Regions from separate parts of the Homo sapiens genome. Here region 2 is linked to region 1. Evidence: chromatin contacts called from ENCODE Hi-C or POLR2A ChIA-PET data. All regions are on one chromosome and are shown on one strand. Each heading gives the region's core, a stretch centred on a gene start or an enhancer-like site at or near the end of the contact. The rest is flanking DNA. Distances are from core to core; before and after follow the strand shown.

What was found. Hi-C counts contacts between places; a loop is a spot of excess contacts on that map. ChIA-PET counts read pairs that join two places held with the same protein, here RNA polymerase II (POLR2A). Pooled maps may share reads with other maps.
Region 2: a map of heart right ventricle shows a loop between it and region 1 (2.8-fold over the local background). The contact joins two enhancer-like sites. A Hi-C loop is called at or near these places in 6 of 168 maps with a recorded cell type or tissue (K562, Right ventricle myocardium inferior, ascending aorta and 3 more) and 3 of 50 pooled maps. POLR2A ChIA-PET finds 5 or more read pairs at or near these places in 3 of 52 experiments (H1, HEK293 and MCF 10A).

The regions. Positions count from the first base shown.
Region 1 is chr6:125,012,081-125,015,372 of GRCh38, forward strand. All of the region lies in intron 1 of RNF217 (ring finger protein 217), which reads left to right. Among named protein-coding and RNA genes, the nearest start is that of RNF217-AS1, 51 kb to the left of the region's middle. Within about 2 kb of position 1,356, at least 3 of the 41 ENCODE cell types and tissues checked have a DNase peak (open chromatin) inside an H3K27ac peak, as active enhancers do.
Region 2 is chr6:125,097,961-125,101,056 of GRCh38, forward strand. No RefSeq gene overlaps it. Among named protein-coding and RNA genes, the nearest start is that of TPD52L1, 54 kb to the right of the region's middle. Within about 2 kb of position 1,796, at least 5 of the 41 ENCODE cell types and tissues checked have a DNase peak (open chromatin) inside an H3K27ac peak, as active enhancers do.

The DNA.
Region 1 (3,292 bases), core at 106-2,605:
GTAGTTTGATATGTAGTCTCGCAAAAGAAAAAGATACTTAAAAAGAAACAATAAGAAACTACCAAGGAATAAAAAACTATGAAGGAATAGGAAGGAATTGAAGCACTTTAAATGTTTCCAAATATTTAAAATATAGCATATACAATACTAAAAATGAAAGCATTGCTAAGAGCTATCCTGGTAAGCACAACAGAATGACTATGTTTCAGTTTGAACAGCTTATATGACAGAATTTGGATAGTTTTTGCAAATTAACATTTACTGATGAATTTGAGATATGTACAATGGATACTTTAAAGGTACTCCGTCATGTCTACAGTGTGTTTTTATGTATACCCATTTTATATATGCCCACTGAATATACCCATTTTTGGGTAATGGTTCACAATTGTTTATACTACTTTGGATCTTCTGTTTAAAATATATTTGCATGATTATAATTTAACGTGAACCTCATTGATAATGGTGGATTTATAACCAGAATATTTGACATATTCTTAGAAAGCATTAGTTTTGTGTTTTGCAGAAATTTATTCTATGCAGAATTTTCATGAATTTGTTCCTATGTTTTCCTTTGGTGCTCCTTAGCATAATATGGTAGCAGACAGCCTTGGGAGTTAAAGTTATATTTTACTTTTGTAATGTGCAAGTGTCACTAATATTTGAATAAAGTAGATGTGATGCTTTAATTTGATTTGATTTTTGGCTTTGCTAGCAAATCTGTGTTCATCTTTGAATTTCTTATTTATATGCTTATGTTTTGATCACTATATTCCACTTCCTTTTCAAATCCTTATTTCATAACTCCTTAAATTGAAGGTATATTTTCAGAACTTCTAGTAAAATATCTTTGAACAACCCAGTCTTTTTCATGGGTAGTTTTTCAGATATAGAATATTAAATGTTTATTTCCAGAAAGTTAGCATTTCTATCTTGATTCTTCTTCAATGCCCATAAGAAGAAAAGAATTGAAACATACTTGAAATAATTGACATTTAGTTCTGATTTTTTTTCATTGTTTCAGTATGAAACAATATATTCACCTATTCATGTATTATAAACTGTTCATGGTTCTGGGGATATAGCAGTTAACCAAAATGAGTCCCTGTTTTTTGGAGATTATAATTTAGTGAGAAGAAACAGGTAATAAACAAATATACATAACAGGACAGGGGTGATAATGGTTAATATTACCAGAAAAACAAAGCTAACATAAGAGGAAGGGTAGGAATAGGCCAAAAAGAAAGGTAGGTGCTTGCATGTTTTGTGTATGTGTGTGTGTGTGTGTGTGTGTGTGTGTGTGTGTGTGCTGTTTTTGAGAGCATGGTCGTGGAACGGTTCATTGATGAGGGGATGTTCATAAGAGACCTGAATGATGCAAGAAAATGAGTCATGAAACATCTAGAGGGGGAGCTTTCCAGGGAGAAGGTCAAGCAGGTACCACAGCCCTGAGGCCAGAATATGTCTGGGAAAAAAAAAAAAGTAGTCTGAAAGCTTTGGCTGTTTTCTTTTAGTAAAGACTTATAGAGTTCGTATTCAGCTACCATATCTAATTCATGTTAAATAGCACAGTAAAAGAGAAGTATGTGAATTCTGAGAAAATGGATATATAATACCAAGAATACTCCATATATATCAATTACATCCCAGTCATTCATTGTGTCATCTCACTGAGTGGTAACCAGAAAGAGCACAAGATTTTTAGTCTAGCAGATCTATTTCCAAATCCCCATTCTTCTGTCATGTACCTACTGAGTGATGTTTCTAAGGCAAAGGACATGTAACAGCAGCAACAATAAAAGCAGTTCTTATTTATTAATTTATGAAATGTGTTAACATAAATCCTAGAAACATAATGCCCCGCTGACTACATGTGCAAGTTATACTGTCATCCTGTCTCTGTTTATAAAAGAAATTTATTTTATTTAAGATTTTTATTTGTCTGCCTGTTGTTCTCTGAATGGGAACTGACTCTGGATTTCATTCAGGGCTAGTGTGTACACACATACAGAGGATGCTGTTTGCTTAGACAACCTCAGGTAGCACCATTTACATTGTTTTCCCTGGAGTTGGTCAGAATGGATGGTCATTAACTAAATCAAGTGATCCTGGAATAGATTGAAAGCTCTTGCATGCCTTTATCAAAATACCACCATAGAGTAGATGGGAAGAGATTTTGGAAATAGTGATAGCAATCACTCACAGTTATTGAGTTTGTACTGCTCTAAATTCCAGGCTGTACTCTAAATGCCTTGCATGGATTAGCTCACCACAGCCTCGGTACAATTCTGTGAGGTATATGTAGATGAGGAAACTGAATTACAGAGAGAAAAATCAAATTATAATTGATATCAAGCTCTGCTTTCCTCTTATTTAATGTTATCATTAAGTTATTTGGTACAGCTATTGTTCAAACAGTGTATATGCCTTTCTGATGCAGGAAATGAGCTATGAATCCATCTCTGTGATGATTGCATCATCTCACTGTAGCTGGAGTAATCAGCCTCCAGAGATAACTGAATCTTTTAGCCAATTATGGTCAGAAGCAGTTCAAAATCACACACACTAAAACCAAACTTTTCTCATGGGTTAGAGTCTTAACATTCTGATAGTATGAAAACTTCCTTCTCCCAGTGATTCATTCATTTACCTGGGATACAATCTTCCCATGAACTCATTTTTGTGATGAAAGGAAGTTATTTTTAAAAATAAAAATTAATACCATTTAATGTCAAGATATCTCTTTTGTACTTTAGTGTAGTATTGTTAGGGACTCAGTCATGCATGTGCTTGACTGAACTTTTGAGCAAACCCAAAGCCCCTTCCTAATAAACCATGTTGACCCTGCTCAAAATCCTCTTCAGGCCACCTGTACACTGAGATGCACTGGTCCTGTGTTGTGTAAATATATTTAAATATGTGTTTTTATTTTCCCAGAAAGCCAGCAACATTGCCATTTAGCTACTTACTTCATGTCTGAAGTATATAGACTTCCACCTAACACTTAGCAATCACTTAGAAGTTTCATTGATACCAATGTGTATGCTATCTGGTTTTTATCTGAAAGTCACCTAAAATAGTTGATATTCCAGAAAAGAAAGCAAAGGAACATATTATATAGTTTGAAGTCACATCTTCAGAAAGCTATATACCTAAACTCTATTACTTTACACCCCTGTAAAATATATCTTCATTAGATGTATTGATTTTAAAAACATGGCTATATATTGGTTTTGTAAGACATCTTTTTAAAAGTTCGTACTTGTAAAGTCAGCACATTTTATAAGTTTTT
Region 2 (3,096 bases), core at 546-3,045, 86 kb after region 1:
ACTGGCCATAGGCACTGTCCACTGCATCCTTCACAGTGCTATTAGGGTGATGCTACAAAAACACAATCTGATTTTATCACTTCTGTCTCAGGATGGGGTTTTCTGAGAAGCAGATTCCTAGATGGAAATTTGCATGCAGGAGGCTTATTGCTAAGGTTTACTGCACATCTATGAAGGAGTGAAATAAACAGGATTGGGCAGGGAGAGAAACTAGACTGCAATGAAGTCCCCACACAGGCCTGAGCTCATCAGCCATAACCTATCAGCCTGAAGCTGGGAAGGCTCTGCAGAGAGTTGTCCCAAATTGAAATGAGAGTAAGCCTTAACACTCTGCATAGATCAGTCATTGAATGGGAGCTGCCCTTGGAAGCATGACTTTGGGAGGAGGTGACCCTTTCAGCTGAGAACACTCCAGAGTGGGTTCAGCTTAGAACTGTCAGTCATCAACACTCTCAGGCTGGGCAGTGAACGAATCAGCCCCCGGAGTGGGTGGGTGGGATGAGACAGAGTAGCTTGGGGCAGGAGGAGAGGTGTGGGGAAAGGTGAGAGGTGGAGGTGAAACCTGGATAGCACGTTCCAAGTTAACCTCTCCAGTCCTTGCTCACTGTTGAGACATTGGGATCCCCCCCAACCCCCGACATTAAACAGAACTCTTCCTTCCACCATGCTCTATTAATATAATCACCAACAGATTGGTTATTTATTTTTGCTTATATTATGCATGAGGCCCTCTAGCAAGAACGTGAATTCCATGAGGTCACGGATCATGTTCTATTCATTTTTGGGTCCCCTCCACCGTCTATGGTAACTGGCAGGTACATCATAGGCATTGAAACGTTTGAGGAACAAATTACAAAACTATAAAACAAAAAAGTTTTATAAGAGACGTGCCCAAGACGCCTCAACTTCAGAATGGTGAAGCCAGGGATTCCAACTGGGTCTCCCTTCTCCAGAGTTGTAAGTGCACTAGGTTAGAATCAGCGGAAGAGTGGGAAATGGGAAGAACACGAAGCTGGAAATGGGAAACCTTAGTTCCAGCCTTGGTTTTCATCCTCCAACTGGCATGCTAACTTGCCCTCTCTGGGCTTCCTAGGTCTCTTATTCCTTATATTGGAGGTGTTGTTATGGATAATTTCAAAACAAATCTTTATCTAGCGCCTACTATGCGTTCACATAGTCTGTTCACGTGTATGTAATCCTTACAACCCCTCTGTGGTGTTATTAGTATCCTCGTTTTATAAACAATGTGGGAAAGAAAACAACAAAGCTAAGCCCAGCTAAACTAAAAAATAAAAAATAAAAAATACAGTTCAATGGTTTGTTTGAGGTCACATAGCAAAGGCTCAACTCAAACTCAGGTCTCCTGCTTGCCAGTCTGCGGTTCCTGCCATGGGGAAATTCTGTTATCTTTGAAGAAAATAATAAGTAAGGGAAGAGAGAGATGCCCTTTCACAACTGCAAAATTCTCTCCTCCCCAGTTTCCAGCTCCCATCATCAACAAAGAAAACCACGAAAACAAAAACAAATCCGGATTGCCTTTGTCCACAGTATAGAGGGCGGGGGCGGGGGCGGGGGCGAGGGCGAAGGCGAGGGCGTCGGCGGGGCTGCAGCCTCCACGCAGAGACCACTGATGGCTCCGCGCCGCTCAGTTGATCCCTTCCCACTGCACGGAGCGGGAGACTAAAGGCCCACTGCCCATGGCTGCGAAAACCTTCCTTCGGGAACGCGGAGCTAGTGCACGGGGGCATGTTCTTCCCCCGCAGCCCTGGCAAGCAGAGGCCGGCGGCCTGTGGCGCGGGGCAGTTGTGCTGGCTGCCGGGCGGGGCTGCTCTGGGTCTGGGTGCACGGAGAGGAGCGCGGAGTGAAGCGCACGGTGCACACTGCGGGGCGCTGCTTGTCACCTCCCTGCCCCTCCCTCTGCCCTCCCCCGCTGTCCGGAGCACAGTCCCGGGAGGGCGGATGTCCCCTGGGAAGATGCGCGAGGAGAGCGACTGGGAGGCAGCTAGCAGCACCTGCGTGTGGGCAACACGACCCGAGGCTGTCTCCATTGCCTGCGTGCTGAAAGCATAAAAGCTTTTTTTTTTCTTTTTTTGAGGAAGTAAATGTGTAAATTAAATTACTTTGGTGGGGGTTAGAAAACAGTTTTCCTCAGTGTCATGGTGACATCTTCCATCTGCCAGTTCACTTTTCATAAACCTGCTGATACATTTTCTACATCTCATTAAAAAGGTAACCCAAAAGAAAAGTAACGGGGGGAGAAGGAGATGAAAGGGAGAGAGAAAGGAAAGACAAAACGAAGAGAAAGTTAAAAAAAATAGACTAGGAAAGAGGGCCCACCAGGAACCAGGAGGAGCCCTGGGGATGGGGTCGGGACGAAAGCTGGCAAGAATTTCGGCTGAGTTCCTTTAACAAGTAGAAACGTGCGGGGTTGTGTGCGATTTTCCTGGAAAATCCTCACAACCCTATGAGATAAACATTATTCCCATTTCAGAGATGAGGAAAGTGAAGTCAGGACAGAGTTGCATCATCAATCTGATTTGAATACCAAGGGCAAGTTTTTTCCCACTACATCAGGGTATCCTGATCCGTTTTAAACTATTAGAATCACCGTTGTTGCATTATTTATTAGCCTTGACAGAGACTGAATAACCTCCCCCATCACAGAGTCTGCAAGGACAGAGGTGTGATCTAAACCTGGGCCTGGGAGCCCTGAGCTATCAAGCTAGACTGCTTCTCAGAGCCCTTCTCTTGTTAACCAGGGACTCTGAGGCAGGGTACCCAAACTGTCCTTTGACATCTGCAACTCTAAAAGAGTAATTGGAAATTGGGGAATAATAACACAACAGATAGAAGTTTTTGTTCCCATCAAATGAGACAGTGTATATGAAAGTACATAGCATAATACCAGTTATTTTCTTTCTGACATTCAATTCATTGAAAGTTTATTCAACATTACTTATTCAGTTTATTAGTAGTAGTAGTAGTAGTAAGCATGTTTAGGGCCCCTCCTGTGTTATTAGACATACCCTGTATGTGGATCTTGGTGAAGGCTGGGCTCCAATCCTGGTCTTGTGGAGAGTACTAGGCAAAGATTTA